2 separate regions of the Homo sapiens genome follow, and region 2 is linked to region 1. A link is an interaction called in ENCODE POLR2A ChIA-PET data of the cell type or tissue named here. Cell type or tissue: Caco-2. All regions are shown on one strand. Links, peaks and the distances in the headings refer to the core of each region. The heading gives the core; the rest is flanking DNA.

Evidence for each region. Peaks named below come from ENCODE experiments on the same cell type or tissue, not always from the same donor. Only the 100,000 strongest peaks of a DNase experiment are listed, where the experiment ranks them.
Region 2: POLR2A ChIA-PET joins it to region 1 with 5 read pairs; 4 of 35 experiments call an interaction of 5 or more read pairs at or near these places.

Annotation. Positions count from the first base shown.
Region 1 is chr20:32,223,672-32,233,896 of GRCh38, forward strand. POFUT1 (protein O-fucosyltransferase 1) reads left to right here. Exons shown (of 7, transcript NM_015352.2): 5 at 4,592-4,784; 6 at 7,148-7,390. LOC124904884 (a long non-coding RNA gene) reads right to left here and starts at 7,370. Exons shown (of 2, transcript XR_007067560.1): 1 at 7,083-7,370; 2 at 698-5,288. In Caco-2, for the core only: no CTCF peak of the experiment used is centred there; DNase peaks (open chromatin) are centred at 3,790 and 4,380.
Region 2 is chr20:32,322,137-32,332,361 of GRCh38, forward strand. It overlaps KIF3B (kinesin family member 3B), which reads left to right. Exons shown (of 9, transcript NM_004798.4): 6 at 4,635-4,748; 7 at 5,420-5,525; 8 at 8,005-8,183; 9 at 9,087-10,225. The coding sequence ends at 9,183. Among named protein-coding and RNA genes, the nearest start is that of ASXL1, 31 kb to the right of the region's middle. RefSeq lists an enhancer at 4,192-5,391. In Caco-2, for the core only: no CTCF peak of the experiment used is centred there; DNase peaks (open chromatin) are centred at 3,805, 4,465 and 5,095.

The DNA.
Region 1 (10,225 bases), core at 2,259-7,258:
ACAGCCTGATCGGGTCTTTCTGGTGAGGTCCCCAAATCTTTCTCATTTATTCTAAAAATATTTATCATGCCTACCATGTGATAAGGTCCATGCTGGGGCTGGGAATCAGAAGATTAAGCCACAGACTCAGCTCATTGTCAAGGGTGGGGGAGATGGGAGTAAGGGGTAGTAGTTAAGAACATAGGATCTGGAGCACACTGCCTGGATTTAAATCCTGGCTCCACCAATTCCTAGCTGTGCAACCTTGGGCACGTTACTTAACCTCTGTGCCTCAGTTTCCTCACCTGTAAAATGAGAATGACAGTAATACTTCCCTTACAGAGCTCTTGTGAAAATCAAATGACTTAATATACACAAACAATTGGAGCATTGCCTATCACATAATGAGGCCCAATAAACAATGCACAATTATGTACATATAAACAAAACTGGAGTCTAGGCCAGGCGCGGTGGCTCACGCCTGTAATCCCAACACTTTGGGAGGCTGAGGCGGGCGGATCTTCTGAGGTCAGGAGTTTGAGACCAGCCTGGGCAACATGGCGAAAACCCGTCTCTACTAAAAATACAAAAATTAGCCGGGCATGGTGGCACGTGCCTGTAATCCCAGCTACGCAGGAGGCTGAGGTAAGAGAATCACTTGAACCTGGGAGGCGGAGGTTGCAGTGAACCAAGATCACGCCGCTGCACTCCAGCCTGGGTGACAGAGCAAGACTCCATCTCAAAAAAAAAAGGAAAGAAAACTAGAGTCTAGCAAGATAAGTGTCGCACAGCTGGACCATCAAGGAACACTTTCTTGTCACTGGTCCGAGGCCTGTGTAAGTGACACAGGCCTTGGATAGCGTATGTGGGAGCAATGGCAAACAGGCTGCTTGGGTCCCCAGCCTCACCAGCTGACAGTTCCATGGGCAGGGAAAGTGGCTGCAGGGCATATCATTGTGCAGAAGGCAGCAAGAGAAGTGGGACAGGGAACACTCCCTAAGGAGGTGAGGCTTGGGAATTGCGACTGACCTTGGAGGTGTGGAAGGTGTTTGCTGAGCAAGCAGTCTCTGTTGGGTGTGGAGAATGAGTGGCATGTCTGTCACAGCACTGTTGTGTGAGGGAAAGATTGGAACGACCTCACTGTCTAGCAAGAGGGAAATAGGTAGGTAAATTGCAGTTTATTTGTACAAAATGGAAAACTTTTAGAGAAGCTAATACAACCACATGATCCACATGATCAACATGGCCAAGTCTCTGAAACATAAAGTTGAATTTTTAGAAAGTTGATTAGATTTATATGTAACCTTTAACTAGGTTACATGCAATGTGATGATGATAAGAGCTAGAATTCTTTGAGAGCTTTCTGTGTGCCAAGGTACTGTTCTAAATGCTTTGCTTTGATAATACATTAATCCTCTCAGTAGCCCTATAAATGGATATATTAATTAGCTTGGCTGTACTATTCATTTAACTACATACATGTAGATCAAAATATCATATTGTATATCGTAAATATATACAACCTTTTTTTATTTTTTATTTTTATTATTATTTTTTGAGACGGAGTCTTGCTCTGTTGCCCAGGCTGGAGTGCAGTGGCACGATCTCAGCTCACTGCAAGCTCTGTCTCACAGGTTCGCCATTCTCCTGCCTCAGCCTCCCAAGTAGCTGGGATTACAGGTGCCCACCACGACGTGTGGCTAATTTTTTGTATTTTTAGTAGAGACGGGGTTTCGCCGTGTTAGCCAGGATGGTCTCGATCTCCCGACCTCGTGATCCACCTACCTTGGCTTCCCAAAGTTCTAGGATTACAGGCGTGAGCCACCGCGCCCGGTCAACTTTTTTAAATTTTTTTTGAGACAAGGTCTCACCCTCCCACCCTGGCTGGAGTGCAGTGGCACGATCATGGCTGACTGCAGCCTCAACCTTCCAGGCTCAAGCGATTTTCCCATGTAGCCTCCTAGGTAGCTGAGACCACAGGCACACACCACAACACTTGGCTAATTTTTTGATATTTTTGGATAGATGGGGTGTTGCCATGTTGCCCCAGGCTGGTCTTGAACTCCTGGGCTCAAGTGATCTGCCCACCTCAGCCTCCCAAAGTGCTGGGATTACAGAAGTGGCCACCACACCCAACCACAATTGAAAAAAAACAAAAACAACAACAAAAAAACAGCTTTATGATGTGGGAACTGTTATCTCTATTATGTGGATGAGGAGCTAAGGCACAGAGTGGTAAAGTCACCTGCCCAAGTTAGCTAGTGGCATAGTCAACATTGGAACAAAGCATTCTGGCTTAACCTACAATCTTCATCATTCCACTCCATAGAAAGCACGCAGAAGAACACTCCCCTCCTTTTTGATGTCTATAGTAAAAGTGCAATCATACATTAAAACACATTACCCTCTGGGAAGGATGATGGCAGGATGAGCTTGTATTTAGGTGTGTGTTTTTTGTTTTGTTTGTTTTGTTTTGTTTTTAAACCTGAAACAAAGCAAAGTTAGTTTCTGCTGATTTGGGTCATGGGTATATAAATTATTAAATTATTTTCTGTATTTGCCTGGATGGTTTGAAATATTTCATAGTTTTTATTTGAAATTTTCATTGAGGTCATTGTACATTTACATGCAGTTGTAAGAAATAAGACAGCAACCTCCCATGTACCCTTTACCCAATTTCCCCCAATGGTAACATTTTGCAAAACTATAGTACAGTATCACAACCAGGATATTGACATTGATACAATTTACCCATCTTACTCAGTTTTCTTGTACTTACTTCTGAGTGTGTGAGTGCATGCCTGTGTGTGTGTGTGTGTGTGTGTGTGTATTTCTGTGCAGTTTTATCGTGTGTGGGTTTATGTATCCACTACTATAGTTAATACACTGAACAGTTCCATTATCACAAGGATCCTTGTGTTGCCAGTTTATAACCACACCCACCTCCCTAAACATATACACCCCATTCCTAACCTCTGCCAACTACTAATCTCTTCTCCATGCTATTGTTTTAAAATGTTTATATAAATGGAACCATACAATACATAACCTTTGAGATTGCCCACCCTCCCTGACCCAAGGATAATTCCCTTGACATCATCCAAATTGTTGCCTGTATTGATACTGTGTTCCTTTTTTTGGTGGGGTTCATATTCCATGATACAGAGGTACAGCAGTTTGTTTAACTGTTTACTTGTGAGTGACGTCTGGGTTGTTTCCAGTTGGGGGCTATTTTATGAATAAAGCTGCAAGGGACATTGGTGTATAGGCTTGTGTGAACATAAGTTTTCATTTTTCTTGAATAAATGCCTAAGAGTACAATTGCTGGGTCATGTAACTGCATGCCTAACTGCCAAACTGTTTTCCAGAATGGCTGTTCCCATTTCATACTTTTAAGGAAAGGATTTTGGCTGGCAGAAGGCACTTCCCCCCTCCAGCTGGAGGGAAGAAGTATACAGAGATCTAGAACTTGAAAGTGCATTGTGAACATGGAACAGCAAGGGGTTTCGTGCTGCTGAGAGGTAGTCTGGGTTTAGCTGAAGAGGGAACACAGGTTTGCTCCTCATTTGTTCAGTCAAGAAGTATTGACCGGGCGCGGTGGCCCACACCTGTAATCCCAACACTGGGAGGCCTAAGTAGGCAGATCACTTGAGTCCAGGAGTTCGAGACCAGCCTGGGCAACATGGCGAAACCCCGTCTCTACAAAAAAAATGTAAAAAATTAGCTGGGCCTGGTGGCACTTATCTGTAGTCCCAGCTACTCAGGAGGCTGAGATGGGAAGGTCTTGCCTTGAGCCTGGAGGCGGAGATTGCAGTGAGCCGAGATCACGCCACTGCCCTCCAGCCTGGGTGACACCTGGGTGACAGCAAGATCCTATCTCAAAAAAGAAAAAGAAAAGAAAAATATTTACCAAGCTCTTGGGTGTGCCAGACACTATTCTGCGCATACTGGAGCACTGCCTTCCCACAGCAAGGACAGAGGTGAAATAATTATGAGATGGACTGTGTATGAGGGGGAAGCAGGGGCTTGGGAGGGCATGATAGGGGCACCTGCAGACCCCTGCTCCCTTCCATAGCGCAGGGACTATGCCTGTCTTGTTTTCCTCCAGGTCCCAATACATAGTAGGCAATCAATAAATGTTTTTTAAATGTTGAATGAATGATTCAAATCCAGTATACATAGTCCCTGTGAGTGTGACCTGGCCGTTGCTTCTGTAAGCAGCTGCATGTCCCAGTCCTGCCATGTAGGTAAAAGGGCAAAGGCTTGGTCCAGACACCCCACCCTGGAATGAATTACTGCACCGCAGATTGGAAGCCAGTGTGACATATAAAAGGTTGGAATGCTCTCCTGTAAAGTTTTAATTGTTCGACAAGCAAAGAGGGTTGTAAATTCCATGTGGCGGGACAGTATTGCATATTGTGCCTGTTGCCGCCGCCACCAAGGTTCCTTATCAGCCCGTTGGTATTTCACAACCTCTCGTGTTTCTTGCGTGTTGCAGGGGCCCCTCCGCAGGGTCTCTGGGGCATGGTGCAACACCATCCTTTTTCCCGTGGGGGTGGCAGCCAGGCTCTCTGTGCGTCCTCTGACTTCCCTCATTCCATCTCCTGTCTAGATTTTCTCCAAAGGAACATCCGGTGCTTGCCCTGCCAGGAGCCCCAGCCCAGTTCCCCGTCCTAGAGGAACACAGGCCACTACAGAAGTACATGGTATGGTCAGACGAAATGGTGAAGACGGGAGAGGCCCAGATTCATGCCCACCTTGTCCGGCCCTATGTGGGCATTCATCTGCGCATTGGCTCTGACTGGGTAACTTCCCCCTTCCTCTCTCACTGGCTAACTTGGATGTGTCCCTGAGCATGGCCCTGGCCTGTAGGGATCGGCCCCGCGTCCCAGCCAGAGCAGAGATCTCTCACTTGTTCTGGTTCGTGGGATTGTGTCCCATCATCCCACTGCAGCACATATCAAAATGTAACTCCAGAGTGCCTGCCAGCCAGGTCTCACTTTAGCAGCAGCTGTTTTTATCCTCATTTTACAGATGGATAAACTGAGAGATCAAGCCAGACCCCAGGTCAGGCAGCAAGCCATAAAGAGGCCACAGTCCAGGAGTCCCCTGTCCTAGCTCAGTGTCTGGCTGGTAGACTCCGTGTTGAAAAACTGACTGTGGAGATGAGGCATGGCTCCCAAGAAATGAAGATGTCATCCTAACAGAATTTGGAGGCTGTTTAAATGTGCAGAATCCTTGTATTCCAATGAGGTTTTCACCTCTGTGTGAAAATAACAGAATCAATATAGATGGTCACCTTGATTTACCTAAGAAGATATATAGATATGTTAGAAATGCTCATTGCAGAAAACTTGAAAAATACTAAAATTAAAATTCACTCATAGCCAATTGATGAGGTAATCTTACATTTACCCACTAAACTCTCCTCTTTCCCCCAGCCCCCACAAAGAAAGGGAGCCAGAGCCAGGATGTCTTATGAGTGGCTCCAACCAGACATTCAAGGAATAGTAATTCCCATCTATACTTTCCTACAACATCAAGAGATATAAGATTCTATTTTTTATAAAGCTAGCATAACACTAATACCAAACTCAGATAAGGTCAGCTCAGAAAATTATAGCCTGTTCTTGCTTATGAACACAAATGCATAGGCCCTAAGTGAAATATTAACAGGTCAAAGCCAATAACATATTAGCACACAACACAAAACACGTAAAAATCTATCGCAAGAATGTAATCAAATTTACTATATTAACACCCAAAGAAGAAAAATCATATGATCATCTCAATAGAGGCCAAGAAAGCATTTGATAAAAGTCACCACCTGTTCATGATAAAAACTCATAACTAACCAGGAATAGAATGGACCCACCTTAACTTGATAAAGGCTATCTCTCGAAACCACAGCAGATAGCATACCTCCTGGGGAGCTATTGGAAGTGTTCCCACTGTAGTTGGGAATCATATAAGGCTGCCCGTTAGTACTGCCACTGTTCAGAATTCAGTGAATGTCCCAGATAATGCAGTAAGACCAAGAAAAGTAATTTTTGTTTCAAAATGCCAGGCTTTCTGTGCTGTGCCCACCGCCCAGAAAGAACCACTGTTAACTCCTCCTCCTTCAATGCTTTTTTTTTTGAGACAGAGTCTCACTCCATTGCCGAGGCTGGAGTGCAGTGGCAAGCAAAATCACAGTTCACCGCATCCTCCACCTTCTGGGCTCAGGTGGTGGTCCTCCCACCTCAGCCTCCTGGGTAGCTGAGACCACAGGCGCACATCACCACACCTGGCTAATTTTTGTATTTTTTGTAGAGATGGGGTTTTGCCACGTTGCCCAGACTGGTCTCCAATTCCTGAGCTCAAGCTATCAGCCTGCCTCGGCCTCCCAAGATGCTGGGATTACAGGTGCGAGGCACTGCGCCTGGTCCTCAGTGTTTTCTTTAAAAATGTAGTTAGGCTGGGCGTGGTGGCTCATGCCTGTAATCCCAGCACTCAGGGAGGCCGAGGCAGGCGGATCACGAGGTCAGGAGATCAAGACCATCCTGGCTAACGTGGTGAAACCCCGTCTCTACTAAAAATACAAAAAATTAGCTGGGCGTGGTGGTGGGCACCTGTAGTCCCAGCTACTTGGGAGGCTGAGGCAGGAGAATGGCGTGAACCCAGGAGGTGGAGCTTGCAGCGAGCAGAGATCACACCACTGCACTCCAGCCTGGGCGACAGAGCAAGACTCCCTCTCAAAAAAAAAAAAAAAAAATGTAGTTAGGCCAGGCACGGCTGCTCATGCCTGTAATCTCAGCACTTTGGGAGGCCAAGGTGGGTGGGTCACCTGAGGTCAGGAGTTCAAGACCAGCCTGGCCAACATGGCAAAACTCCATCTCTACTAAAAATACAAAAAGTAGCCGGGCATGGTGGCGGGTGCCTGTAGTTCCAGCTACTCGGGAGGCTGAGGCAGGAGAATTGCTTGAACCCCAGAGGCGGAGGTTGCAGTGAGTGGAGATCACACCACTGCACTCCAGCCTGGGTGACAGAGTGAGACTCCGTCTCAAAAAAAAAAAAAAAATGTAGTTAGGTTCTTCCTGTATAGCCTGTCTTTTTCCACTTACCAGGTCTTGCTTCTGGGGTTCCAGGGCAGTTGCCAGTATTTAACCCTGTTCCCCGCTCTCCGTAGAAGAACGCCTGTGCCATGCTGAAGGACGGGACTGCAGGCTCGCACTTCATGGCCTCTCCGCAGTGTGTGGGCTACAGCCGCAGCACAGCGGCCCCCCTCACGATGACTATGTGCCTGCCTGACCTGAAGGAGATCCAGAGGGCTGTGAAGCTCTGGGTGAGGTCGCTGGATGCCCAGTCGGTCTACGTTGCTACTGATTCCGAGAGTTATGTGCCTGAGCTCCAACAGCTCTTCAAAGGGAAGGTATGTGTGGGCCAAGTGGGAGTGCAGTAGGAAGGGAATGAAAGGAGGAGCCAGGATGGTCCCACTGCCCACTGCATGCTTCACGGGCTCCCCTACAAGCCTTTTGCCTGGACCTACCATTCCTCTTCAGTTCCTACCCTCCTTCAAACCCCAGCTCAGAGGCCTCCTCCGTAGTCTTTCCAGGTTTTCATCCACTCCTGGAGCTCACGTATCCCTGCTGGGACCTTCGTGGCCCTATATCATTTCTTCTCTCGGGCACTTTCTGGACTGTATGAGACTGGTGTAGAAATATGTCTTATTTCCTCCCAGGAGCTGTGGGCTCCTTGAAGGCAGGGTCCAAGGCTGACTCACTGTTAACATTCCTTGATGTCTAGCCTGGTGCTTCGACCTCTTTGGGACTGAAACCCTGCCTTACCATCACCAGTGTCTAGTACAGTGCCTGACACTTAGTAGGCAGTCAGTTTGTTGAATGAGGATGTAGAGAGTGGGCTCTGGGGAGAGATCCAGTATAGTGGAGGAGTTAATAGCAGAGACTCTGGAGTCAGAGAACTTGAATTTACCCACTCTGCAGCCTTGAAAAAGTTATTTGACCTCTCTGTGCTTCTGTTTCCTCATCTATAAAATGGGACTGAATAGTACCTATCTCATAGGGCAGTTGTGAAGGTCAGATGTAAAGAAATTGAAACAGTTCCTGCTACAAAATAAGTGCTCAATAAAGTTAGCTATCATCAGTAGTAGAAATTGGTGGCTGATGAATGAAGGAAAGGATCTTTGTGCTTAGCAAACTGTTGAAGAAGCCGTGAATAGTGAGTATTCAGTACATGAGTAAATACTAGAATGTTCTTGGTCAGTGCTTACTATATCAGTGAAGAGTAATACTCAGGCAATGAGTGAGTACGTATTGATAAAATGACTGAATTAGTATTAAGCATTCCATAGGACTTTGTAGGATGAGTGAAAACCGTAAATGCTGTGCAGGCCTTAAGAGGCAGACACTGGGTACCGCTGGCTTTATATCAAGGGCCTCCCCTTCTCTTTCACCCCAGACACAGGAAGCTCCAGTGCAGAGAGGAAGTGCTAAGTCAGCACATTCTAATCTCCTCCCCACCTACTGAACAGAAAATCAGAGCTGGGGCTGGGCACAGTGGCTCATGCCTGTAATCCCAGGCCAAGGCAGGAGAATTGCTTGAGGCCAGAAGTTCGAGACCAGCCTGGCCTAACATAGCGAGACCCCCATCTCTATTTAAAAAAAAGAAAGAAAGAAAGAAAGAAAAGCAGAAGAAAAATATAATTAAGAGAAAATCAGAGCTGAGAGATCTCAGGGGTTGTCTAACCCAACCCCTCTATTTTATAGCTGAGGAAACCAAAATTCCAAGAAAGGATAGAGTTTACCCAAGCAGTCCCAGAGCTAATTATAATGGGCATGACACAGAGTGGGTAAGTTTCAGAATGTGAGTGGAATTGTTTGGGGGATTTTGGCCATGATTAAACTGGTATTATTTCTTTGCTACAATCCAGATAGCAAGATGATGATTTTTGTTACATCAGAAATCTCTGTGGAACAGCAAAGCACTTTCAGCCCCAACTCTGCCCACATTCCCCCCACCTACCTACAACCCCCAACTACCTCTATACTAAGCTGAAGCATTTGGAGAGTCCCAGGGAGTTTTTTTGTGAGTTTTTGGAGTCAGTGTATCTGTTACACCTTGAACCTCTTGCCATTTTCTATTTCCTGTCCCTATGCCAGTCTTCTCATCCCTCCCCACCCCTCAACTCCCTTCTCCATGGGTTCAGAGGCCACCTTTATCCTGAACTAAGCCTTCCTCCTCCATTAAGCTGGTCCAGTGCTGAGTAAGGGTACCAGTAAATAAGATGTGGTCCCGCTCTCCAGGGCTCACATTCTAGACCCAGGAAAAGAGACTGCAGAGAGCTATAACGTGGGCCACAAGGTGGATTCAGGAGCTTGCTAGAGAGATGGGCAGGTCCATTCATTCACCTGTCCACTCACCAGATTTTTACTGGGGCAGGCTCTGTGCTGGGCCTGGCCAGCAGTGGAGAGCAAACCAACACAGCTCTAGCCCCAGTCAGGGGCAGGAGATGATGCTAATCAGAGAATCACTAAGGAGTGGAAACTATAAGCAGAGATGTGTGCTCCAAAGTAGAGCAGCAGGGTTCTGTGAGAGTGAAGAGCAGAGGATGCTGGCCTAGGCTAGAGGGCCAGGGAGCGCTTCCCCAAGGAGGCACCACTGAAGCCGAGATGCGAAGGAGAACTAGGAGCTAACCAGGTAAAGGGAGGTACACCCCAAACAGCACAGCACGCACAAAGGTCCTGAGGAGGGCGGGAGCCTGGGTAGGGGCTGGATGATGGGGGTGGGATAAGAAGAGGCCCAGCGAGGACCTTGTAGGCCACGTTCACAATTTGTCACCCTTATCTGAAGGGCAATAGGGCATCATTAAAGGGTGTTCCACTTGGAGGGCGGGAAGGACAGGTGTGAGGTTATCTCGAAAAGTTTCTTCTGGCTGCTCTGTGGTGAGCAGACCAGGAGAGGCAGTGAGGGGACCAGGGAGAGGCTGTTGCAGTCCATCAGGCAAGAGATTGTGATGATTGGGCCCAAGGAGTGGCCCTCCCTCAAGAGAAGGGCTCACCTTTGGGGAATATCTCAGGGGTAGATTGGACGGACCTTGGGCTTGGATTTGGGGTACATGGGAGATGGAGGCATCCAGCCCAGAATTGGAAGGTGTGGAGCTCTCTGTTCCCCTCTCTGGTTTGGTGGGGAAGTCCACCAGGCCAGGGCTTTAGGAAAAATAGAATTTGAGCTTAGCCTTAAGAGTCTG
Region 2 (10,225 bases), core at 1,659-6,658, 98 kb after region 1:
TGAACATGAGATGTCTTTCCATTTATTTATTATTTCTTTAATTTTTCTCGAGAATGTTTTGTAGTTTTCAGTGTATAATTCTTACACTTTTGTTAAATTTATACCTAAGGGTTTTTTGGGTGCTATGGTATATGACATTGTTTTCTTAATTTTATTTTTGGAATATTAATTACTAGTATATAAAAATACTGGCTGGGCATGGTGGCTCACACGTGTAATCCCAGCACTTTGAGAGGCCCAGGTGGACGGATCACCTGAAGTCAGGAGTTTGAGACCAGCCCGGCCAACATGGTGAAACCCTGTCTCTACAAAAATACAGAAATTAGCCAGGCGTGGTGGCGGGTGTCTATAATCCCAGCTACTTGGGAGGCTGAGGCAAGAGAATCGCTTGAACCCTGGAGGCGGAGGTTGCAGTGAGCCGAGATTGCGCCATTGCACTCCAGCCTGGGCGACAGAGCGAGAATCCGTCTCAAAAAAAAAATTTTATATATTTATATATATTTATATATATATTTTTATATATTTATATATATATTTATATATTTATATATATTTATATATATTTATATATTTATATATATTTATATTTATTTATTTATATATATTTATTTATATATATATTTATATATATTTATATATATATTTATATATATTTATATATATATTTATATATATTTATATATATTTATATGTATATTTTTATATATTTATATATATTTATATATACATATTCATATATATTTTTATATATTTATATACATATTCATATATATTTTTATATATTTATATATACATATTTATATATATACATATTTATATATATACATATTTATATATATACACATATTTATATATACATATATTTATATTTATATATATTTATATTTATATATTTATATATTTATATTTATATATATTTATATTTATATATATTTATATATTTATATATATTTATATTTATATATTTATATATATTTATATATTTATATTTATATATTTACATATATTTATATATTTATATTTATATATTTATATTTATATATTTATATATATTTATATTTATATATAATTGATTTTTGTCTACACAATGATATTTTTATACCTAAAAAAATTAAGTTTCTTAGTATTTTCTAGTACCCAATCCACATTCAGATTTTCTTGGTTTGCTCGTTTTAAGATCTACATATTAGGACTACATGTTACATTTGGTTATTAAGTCTCTTAGACTTATTTTAATCTGAGGCAATTCTTTTTATTTTTTATTTTATTTATTTGTTTATTTGAGACAGAGTCTCACTTTGTCGCCAGACTGGAGTGCAGTGGCGCGGTCTCGGCTCACTGCAAACTCTGCCTCCCAGGTTCAAGTGATTCTCCTGCCTCGGCCTCCCAGGTAGCTGGGACTACTCGAGTAGTGAGCCACCACGCCCAGCCAATTCTTTTTATTTTTAAAAATATTTTTCAGCCGAGCATGGTGGCTCGTACCTGTAATCCCAGCACTTTGGGAGGCTGAGGCAGGTGGATCATGAGGTCAGGAGTTCAAGACCAGCCTGGCCAAGATGGTGAAACCCCCATCTCTACTAAAAATACAAGAATTAGCTGGGTGTGGTGGCGGGCGCCTGTAATCTCAACTACTCGGGAGGCTGAGGCAGGAAAATTGCTTGAACCTGGAAGGCGGAGGTTGCAGTGAGCCAAGATTGTGCCACTGCACTCCAGCTGGGGCAACAAGAGCGAAACTCCATCTCAAAAAGTATATATATACATATTTTTCATAGTTGACTTGTTGAAAAGACTGAATCAGATAGCCTGTAGAAATATCCCACATTGTAGGCGGGAGTGGTGGCATGTGCCTGTAGTTCCAGCTACTTGGGAAGCTGAGGCAGGAGGATTGCTTGAGCCCAGGAGTTCAAGGCTGCAGTGAGCCAAGATTATGCCACTGCATTCCAGTCTGGGTGACCGAGTGAGACACCAACTCAAAAGAAAAAAAAAAAAGAAGAAATATACTACATTCTGGATTTGTTGGTCTCTTTCTTCATGGTGTCAATTAACTTGTATCTCTATCCCCTTTATTTAGCTCTAACTGAAAGCTATCTCTGAAGCACGGGTTCCCAACCTTGGCTACAAACTGAGAAGTTTTAAAAATTAATGATGTCTGAGCCCCACCTCAGAGATTCTGATTTAATTGGTCTAGGGCAGTAGTCCTTAAACTTTAGCAGGCATCAGAATTACCTGAAGGGATTGTTAAACACAGATTGCTGGGTATCACACCCGGAGTCTGATTCAGAAAGGCTGGGGCAGGGCCTGAGAATGTTCATTTCTAGTAGGTTCCAGGTATTGCTTCTGCTGGTTTGGTGAATGCACTTTGAGAACTCTTGGTCTCTCATGAGGTCTGGGCAAGATATTTTTCAAAACTCTGTAGGTAACGTTAATGTGCAGCCTGGCCTGAGAAATGTGGAGCTAATAGTTTCAGCCAACAGATGATCTTTGTCTGGATCCATTATTTCATTAGTGGGGTTACAAAATGACCATGCCTGGCCAAAGAAGAAGTTTTCAAAGGGATTCTTTTAATGATCAAATTTTAAATTTGGAAAAGAGCCCTTAAAATTAAATGTAGGCAAGGTGCGGTGGCTCATGCCTATAATCCCAGCACTTTTGGAGGCTGAGGTGGGCAAATTGCCTGAGCTCAGGAGCTCAAGACCAGCCTGGGCAACATGGTGAAACCCTGTCTCTACTAAAAATACAAAAAAATTAGCTGGGCATGGAGACATGTGTCTATAGTCTCAGCTACTCCGGGGGCTGAGGCACGAGAATCGCTTGAACCTGGGAGACGAAGGTTGCAGTGGGCTGAGATTGCGCCACTTTACTCCAGCCTGGGCGACAAAGTGAGACTCTGTCTCCAGAAAAACTAATTAATTAATTAAATGTGTGTGTCGGTCAGTCCTCTTTGCAGGTATGTACATCTAGAAAAAGATCAGGACAAAATATACCAACATAATAATAATAGTTATCTCTGGATAGTGAAATTGTGGGTGATTATGTTTTTTACATTTTCTTTTTGTTGTTGTTGTTGTTTGAGACAGAGTATTGCTCTGTCACCCGGATTGGAGTGCGGTGGCACGATCTTGGCTCACTGCAACCTCTGCCTCCCAGGTTCAAGTGAATTTCATGCCTCAGCCTCCCAAGTAGCTGGGATTACAGGTGCAGGTCAACCACGCACGGCTAATTTTTATATTTTTAGTAGAGACAGGGTTTTGCCATGTTTATCAGGCTGGTCTCGAACTCCTGACCTCAGGTGATCCACCCACCTCGGCCTCCCGAAGCACTGAGATTACAGGTGTGAGCCACTGGGCCTGGCCTGTTTTTTACATTTTCTAATGAATAAATAGAATCATTGTAACCAGAAGAAAGCCAAATATGTGTTATAAAAAATAGTTTCTGAAATGTCAAAGAGAAAATTTTAGCTCCCCAAAATATTTTTTTTTCTAAGGAGTCTATTTTCATTATTATCTCTCTCTCTCTCTCTTTTTTTTTTTTTTTTTTTTTTTTTTTTTTGAGACAGAGTTTTGCTCTTTGGCCCAGGCCAGAGTGCAGTGGTGTGATCTCGGCTCACTGCAACCTCTGCCCTCTGGGTTCAAGTGATTCTCCTGTCTCAGCCTCCTGAGTAGCTGGGATTATAGGTGCCTACTACCACACACAGCTAATTTTTGTATTTTTAGTAGAGACAGAGTTTCGCCATGTTGGCCAGGCTGTTCTCGAACTCCTGACCTCAGGCAATCCACTGGCTCGGCCTCCCAAAGTGTTAGGATTACAGACATGAGCCACCGTGCCTGGCCTATATCTCTTTTTATATCTTTTGAGTAAACAGTGAGTCAGCCTCTTTCTCACAGTACCCTATACCTCTGTGCTGTTTGCTTTGTGTCCCTTCCATGTTCATTTCCTTTTGGCATTGTTTTGTCCTGAGGCTTTAGAAGAGTAAAGGCAGAGATATAATGGGAGACAGTCATCACCATAGAGAGACACCACCAGTGGGTTCCAGTTTCCTTGTTTGATGTGTTTCCTGGGCACTTGTCAGACAGAGACTGTTAGTAGGAATGGTCTTCATTCTCAGGGGCTGAAATCCACTTAGTCCTGCTTTTTATCCTGGTCAGTTAGAATGGGAAATTTTCCAGCTTGGACAACGAGCCATGGGATTGGAGTAAGGCAGTTTAATTTCTTCTGTTTTTGGCATTTTGGAAGTTAATGACCTTGGTTATCAGCACCAGTGGCCCTCTGAAAGATACTTCAGGTAGCAAATGTTCACTCCAATATAGCCCAGGGGTCACCTCCCTCTTGAGCCTGTTCACATCCTGCCCCTTCCCAGGCAGAAGTGACCTCTCCATATTTCTAAGACAGACCACTGTCAGTACCTATTATACCTAACAGGGCTGCACCATTACCCTTTGTTTCAGGCAGGAGCCAGATGTCATTTGTGTCTGTATCTCAGCTCTTTGTATGATGTTAGGCCCATCGTACTTGCTGAGTAAATGTTTGCTATGTGCCTTGACTCTTACCTGATTACTCACCATGCATGAGACCAGATAGCTGACACTTCATATGTATTCTGTATCTGTTTTCACCTGTTATGTGTGCTCTTACAGGCATCTTATTATAGAAAACTTTATCCCTCTGGAAGAAAAAAGTAAAATTATGAATAGAGCCTTCTTTGATGAAGAGGAAGATCATTGGAAACTACATCCTATAACCAGACTGGAGTAAGTCACTATTAACTTCAAGTATATTTTCAAGTATGAGGGAGGAAAAGAATGTTGATAACAAGAGCCCTCTGGTCAACAAAGGGGTTTGATAAGAACACAGTTTGGCTTATTTAAACTCAAAACCCACTGCATTACTGATTTTCTAGCTGCCATAGATCCACCAGGTAAAAGTTTGATCATGAGTGTGGTTTTAGGAATTGGGAGACTTTGTCACTAGTGAGTGAGCAAGTGACCTTTCCAAAGTTCCTGCATTTCTGTTTCTCCAGCTGTGAAGTGAAGTATGCTAGGTCACGTAAGGGGCAATTCAGAGCTGTTATCTTTGTGTGTCATTCTGACCCACAGTGTTGAGAAGGATTCTCATGCTAAGTCTGGGTGCTGCTGGAAAGATGGGAGACACCTGGCAGGGATGCAGAGGTGGGGGGTGTTGACAGCTATGCTTTGTGAATGCTGTCTAAGAACTGGGTGATGATTAAAAATCTCTTCTGGCTTAAAAGATGCATGATGCTCTGAATCAGAAAGCAACTCAAGCAGAAAACAGAAGCATTTCCCGTCCCACTTACGTCAGCCTGCAGTCCAGGGAGTTACTTGCTTCAGGTTCTGTCAGTGTCTTCCGAGTGCTGGTTCCACAGGACTCCAGCCAGGGCTTTAACACTGCAGTTCATTTCCAGGAACCAGCAGATGATGAAGCGGCCAGTCTCAGCCGTGGGATATAAGAGACCATTGAGCCAGCACGCAAGAATGTCCATGATGATTCGTCCAGAGGCCCGATATAGGGTGAGAAGATCCTTCTTGGGTTTTTCTCCTGTCTCTTTTGGAGTCTAGATTTGTGTAAGCCCTTAGATACTATTCCACTCAGAGTTCATACCTTCTTTCCAGAGGTACTTGAAGACATTTATACCAATAACAATTATAACAAATAATAAATAAATAAGCCGAGCACAGTAGCTCACACTTGTAATCCCAGCAGTTTGAGAGTCCAAGGTGGGCAGATTGGTTGATTCCCAGGAGTTTGAGACCAGCCTGGGCAATGTGGCGAAACCCTAACTCTACTAAAAATACAAAAATTAGCCAGGTGTGGTGGTGTGTGCCTGTAGTCCCAGCTACTTGGGAGGCTGAGGTGGGAGGATTACCTGAGCCCAGGAGGCAGAGGCTGCATTGAGCCAAGATCATGCCACAGCACTCTAGCCTGGGTGACAGAGTGAGACCCTGTCTCAAAAAATAAATAAGTAAATATAATAAAAATAATAACTAATAGGCCGGGCGCAGTGGCTGATGCCTGTAATCCCAGCACTTTGGGAGGCTGAGGTTGGTGGATCACCTGAGGTCAGGAGTTCGAGACCAGCCTGGCCAACGTGGTGAAACCCCATCTCTACTAAAAACACAAAAATTAGCTGGGTATGGTGGCAGGCACCTGTAATCCCAGCTACTTGGGAGGCTGAGGCAGGAGAATGGCGTGAACCCAGCGGGTGGAGCTTGCAGTGAGCCAAGATCGCGCCACTGCATTCCAGCCTGGGCAACAGGGCAAGACTCCGTCTCAAAAACAAAAAACAAAAACTAAAAACACAAAAATTAGCCGGGTATGGTGGCAGGCACCTGTAATCCCAGCTACTCGGGAGGCTGAGGCAGGAGAATCGCTTGAACCCAGGAGGCAGGAGGCGGAGGTTGCAGTGAGCCAAGATCGTGCCACTGCACTCCAGCCTGGGTGGCAGAGCGACACTCTGTCTCAAAAAAAAAAAAAAGTCAGTACTAGAGAAGGAGAGTACAAACATCCTGTCTGTCATGGCCAGTAAATATTAACAATGAACTTCAAAATGGCTCTGTGGGAAGGCTGGAGAGAACACAGATGTGTAGTGACAGGAGATGGACCTGTCGTAAAGAACTTCAGGTACTTTCATCTCACAAAATGTGTGTCAGTCATGTAGTCATTTAAAGGGACATCATTGAGGACTATTTAATGACCCCAAAATAGAAAAATAGAAACTCTGCCATGAGAGCCTCTACTTTTTAATTAAATTAAATTAATTAATTAATTTGTTTTGAGATGGAGTCTCGCTCTGTCGCCCAGGCTGGAGTGCAGTGGCGCGAGCTCTGCTTACTGCAACCCCTGTCTCCTGGGTTCAAGCAATTCTGGTGCTTCAGCCTTCCTAGTAGCTGAGACTACAGGCACATGCCACGACACCCAGCTAGTTTTTGTATTTTTAGTGGAGACAGGGTTTCACCATGTTGGCCAAGTTGGTCTTGAATGCCTGACCTCAGGTGATCCACCCACCTCGGCCTCCCAGAGTGCTGGGATTACAGGCATGTGCCAACACGCTCAGCTAATTTTTGTATATTTAGTAGAGACGGGGTTTCACCATGTTGGCCAGGCTGCTCTCGAACTCCTGACCTCAGGTGATCCACCCGCCTTAGCCTCCCAAAGTGCTGGGATTACAGGCGTGAGCCACCGCACTGGCCTTTTTTTTCTTTTTTTTTTTTTTTTTGAGGCAGGATCTCACTGTGTCACCCAAGCTGGAGTGCTGTAGCACAGTCATAGCTCGCTGTATCCTCAGACTCCTCGGCTCAAGTGATCCTCCTGCCTTGGCCTCCCAAAGCACTGGGATGACCATGCCCAGCTGAGCACTTGCTGTGTGCTGGGCATTGTACCCAGCACTTGACTGCTTTCTCTAATTAAGTTTCCCCATCTTCTCTATGCATTCAGTCCTGTTGCTTAAAGGTCAAGTAGTGGGGCAAGTGGCTGAACTAGGATACACAACGTATTAAGTTATAGAGTAATTTACACCAGAAGTATATATATGATATAAAATTTGATGTAAAATATATTGAAATGTAAACTGTTTTTCTCTGGTTGGTGGAAGCACACTCAATGTTTTTTTTCTTTTTGCTCATCTGTATTTTATAACTATCAATAGGGAACTTGTATTATTTTTATAGTGAAAGATTTTCACTTGAAATATTTTTAGATGTTTCTGAGTCTCTCTTGGCAGCCAGAGCCAAACAGAAGATTACGGTTAGTTAGCTCTTTGGGTGCCATTCTTCCTGGCTTTGAGTTATTTAAAAGAAAGAAAGCAAAAGCAAAAAATTAGGTGGAGTTAGGTGTTGTAAAACGGCATCACTTCTTTCAGGCAGGCTCTTTCTTGATAGGCCCTGAATAACAAGCAATTTGCACTTCTATTCTTGGAGGGGCCCTCGATTGCTTGTACTGCCTGTGTCCAGTTGGAGGCTAACCTAGCTGGTGATGGCTGTGCTTCTGCAGGCAGAAAACATTGTGCTGTTAGAGCTGGACATGCCCAGCCGGACCACCAGAGACTATGAGGGTCCAGCCATTGCCCCCAAGGTCCAGGCTGCATTGGATGCGGCTCTGCAGGATGAAGATGAGATACAGGTGGATGCATCATCATTTGAAAGCACTGCAAATAAGAAATCCAAGGCCAGGTGAGTGGCTTTGATGACGTGTGTTTAAACAGAACATGTTTGAACAAGGACAAACCAAAGCAAGAATGCTTGTTTATCATGGAATACTTTGCAGAACACACTAGAAAATATTGCCATATTACTCCTATGTTTACTTATTTATTCTACAAATATTTATGGTTGAGACACTATGCTGGGTATACCGAATACCAGAATACCTAATGTCCCCAGTCCCTTACTATAAGGTGAATGTGTTCTAGTGAAATAGCAGTCAGTTCTTCTGTTCTCATGAGGTGTCCGGTAGTTCTAAGTGCTTTACAAACATTCTCTTAATGATTTCCTGTAAAAACTTAGAAGGCAAATATTATAATCAGTCCCATTTTATAGACAAGAAAACTGAAACTTAGAGAATTTGAGAAAGTAGCCATCTCTAAGGAAACCCAGCAAGTAAGGGCCAAAGCAAGAATTCAAAAATAGGTCAATCCAGATCCACAACCCAGTCTCTGGGCCTCCATGCTAAGTTTACCTCACCCATGTGGTGCAAAACTAGTAATTCTGTCTTATTACATCCTGGATTAAAAGTTGTAGGAAAACAATTGGGTGGAAAACCAAAATGGAAGAAATTCTACCTGCAAACTTAATATTTTTTTATCAATCAGGGAAGGACAGTACAGTCAAGCTTTGGTTTTAAAGAAGAACAATTGCTAAGCATCAGAGTCTCCTTCTCTCAGGTTCCACACCTCTGTTCTGAGGCCATTTTCACCATCCCCAAAGGTTCAGGCTGTGCCAGTGTAGTGGTTTTACAGTTGAACTTGTCGTTTTCAGGCCATTGAAGAATGGCCTGAAATGAAATGTTAATGACATCTGATGTGTCAGGGACAGAGATGGGGACATGTAATATAAACATGTGTTTGACTTTTGCAGGCCTAAAAGTGGAAGGAAGTCGGGATCCTCCTCCTCTTCCTCAGGAACCCCTGCATCTCAGCTTTATCCACAGTCTCGGGGGCTGGTTCCAAAGTAAAGCCAGCTTCTCCTCTCCCAGGGCGGAAACAGCATTTGCCTTCTGAGAGAAGAGACTAGCAAAAAGCTGCAGAGAGGATTCGGCCCAAACTCAGAACTGTTCCCCTGAGGAGAAGCGGTGGCCTCTTTGCAGATCAACCAACTTAATCTGGTTGAACGTGCTGTTCCTAATCTGGCACTCAGCCCCTCTGGGAAACATCTTTTAATTAGCATCTCAGAAATGCATGGGTAAGGTAAAGTGCGATAGTTCAAGTGGAAAGCAAGAGAATGACCAGTGACCTTGCTTCCTTCCCCCTTGCCTTCTTCTCCCCCTTCCCCTGTGCTCCCTTTCTCTCCTCTCTCCTTTTCTAGCCTGTTCTTTACATGGGGCTCCCTTCTTGTTGAACAATAGGGCAGAATCAGGAGTCACCTTAGCAGGACCACATCTTTGGAGCCTCGGGATAAAATGACAGTGAGGTTGAAAAGTGAAAACCCTAGAACTTGAATAGGTGCCTGTTCTTGTAGGGAGAAATGAGAAATCGCATTTGGATCCAGGCCCCAGGTGGGCACCATCAGCAGTCTTGCTTCCATGCACCTCAGTAAGAAGTGGATCTGCCTTTGGGACCTGCTCAGTGAGGAAATCTCTTCCAATTTCTGCTTCTGAATGATTCAATGTTGGGAGCAATAGAAATAACATTCCCTTTGCCTTCTCTGAGTGTTTAGGGAAATAGCTTCTTTAAAACCTCAAAACCATGACCATCCTGTCAAAGACCTAAGTCTGTAAGCTGGTGCCATGTCCATACACCATGTCACTTTACTCTTCATTTGTCACCATCTTTTCCCATGCACGCATACTCTGAACATCCTTGTGTGGGCCCATCCTCTGCATCCAGAGCATGCTCTGCAGTGGGCCTGTTTTGTGGAAGAAAGGAGGCTGTCTCTGCCTTCTCTGATGGGACTGGAGTTGAGGGAAGGAGCTGTATTGTGGCACTTCTGAATTCCCCGTTTTGTTCCATATTGGTATAGAGAGCAGAAGAGTAGCTAGGCAGATGCAGAGATGGAGA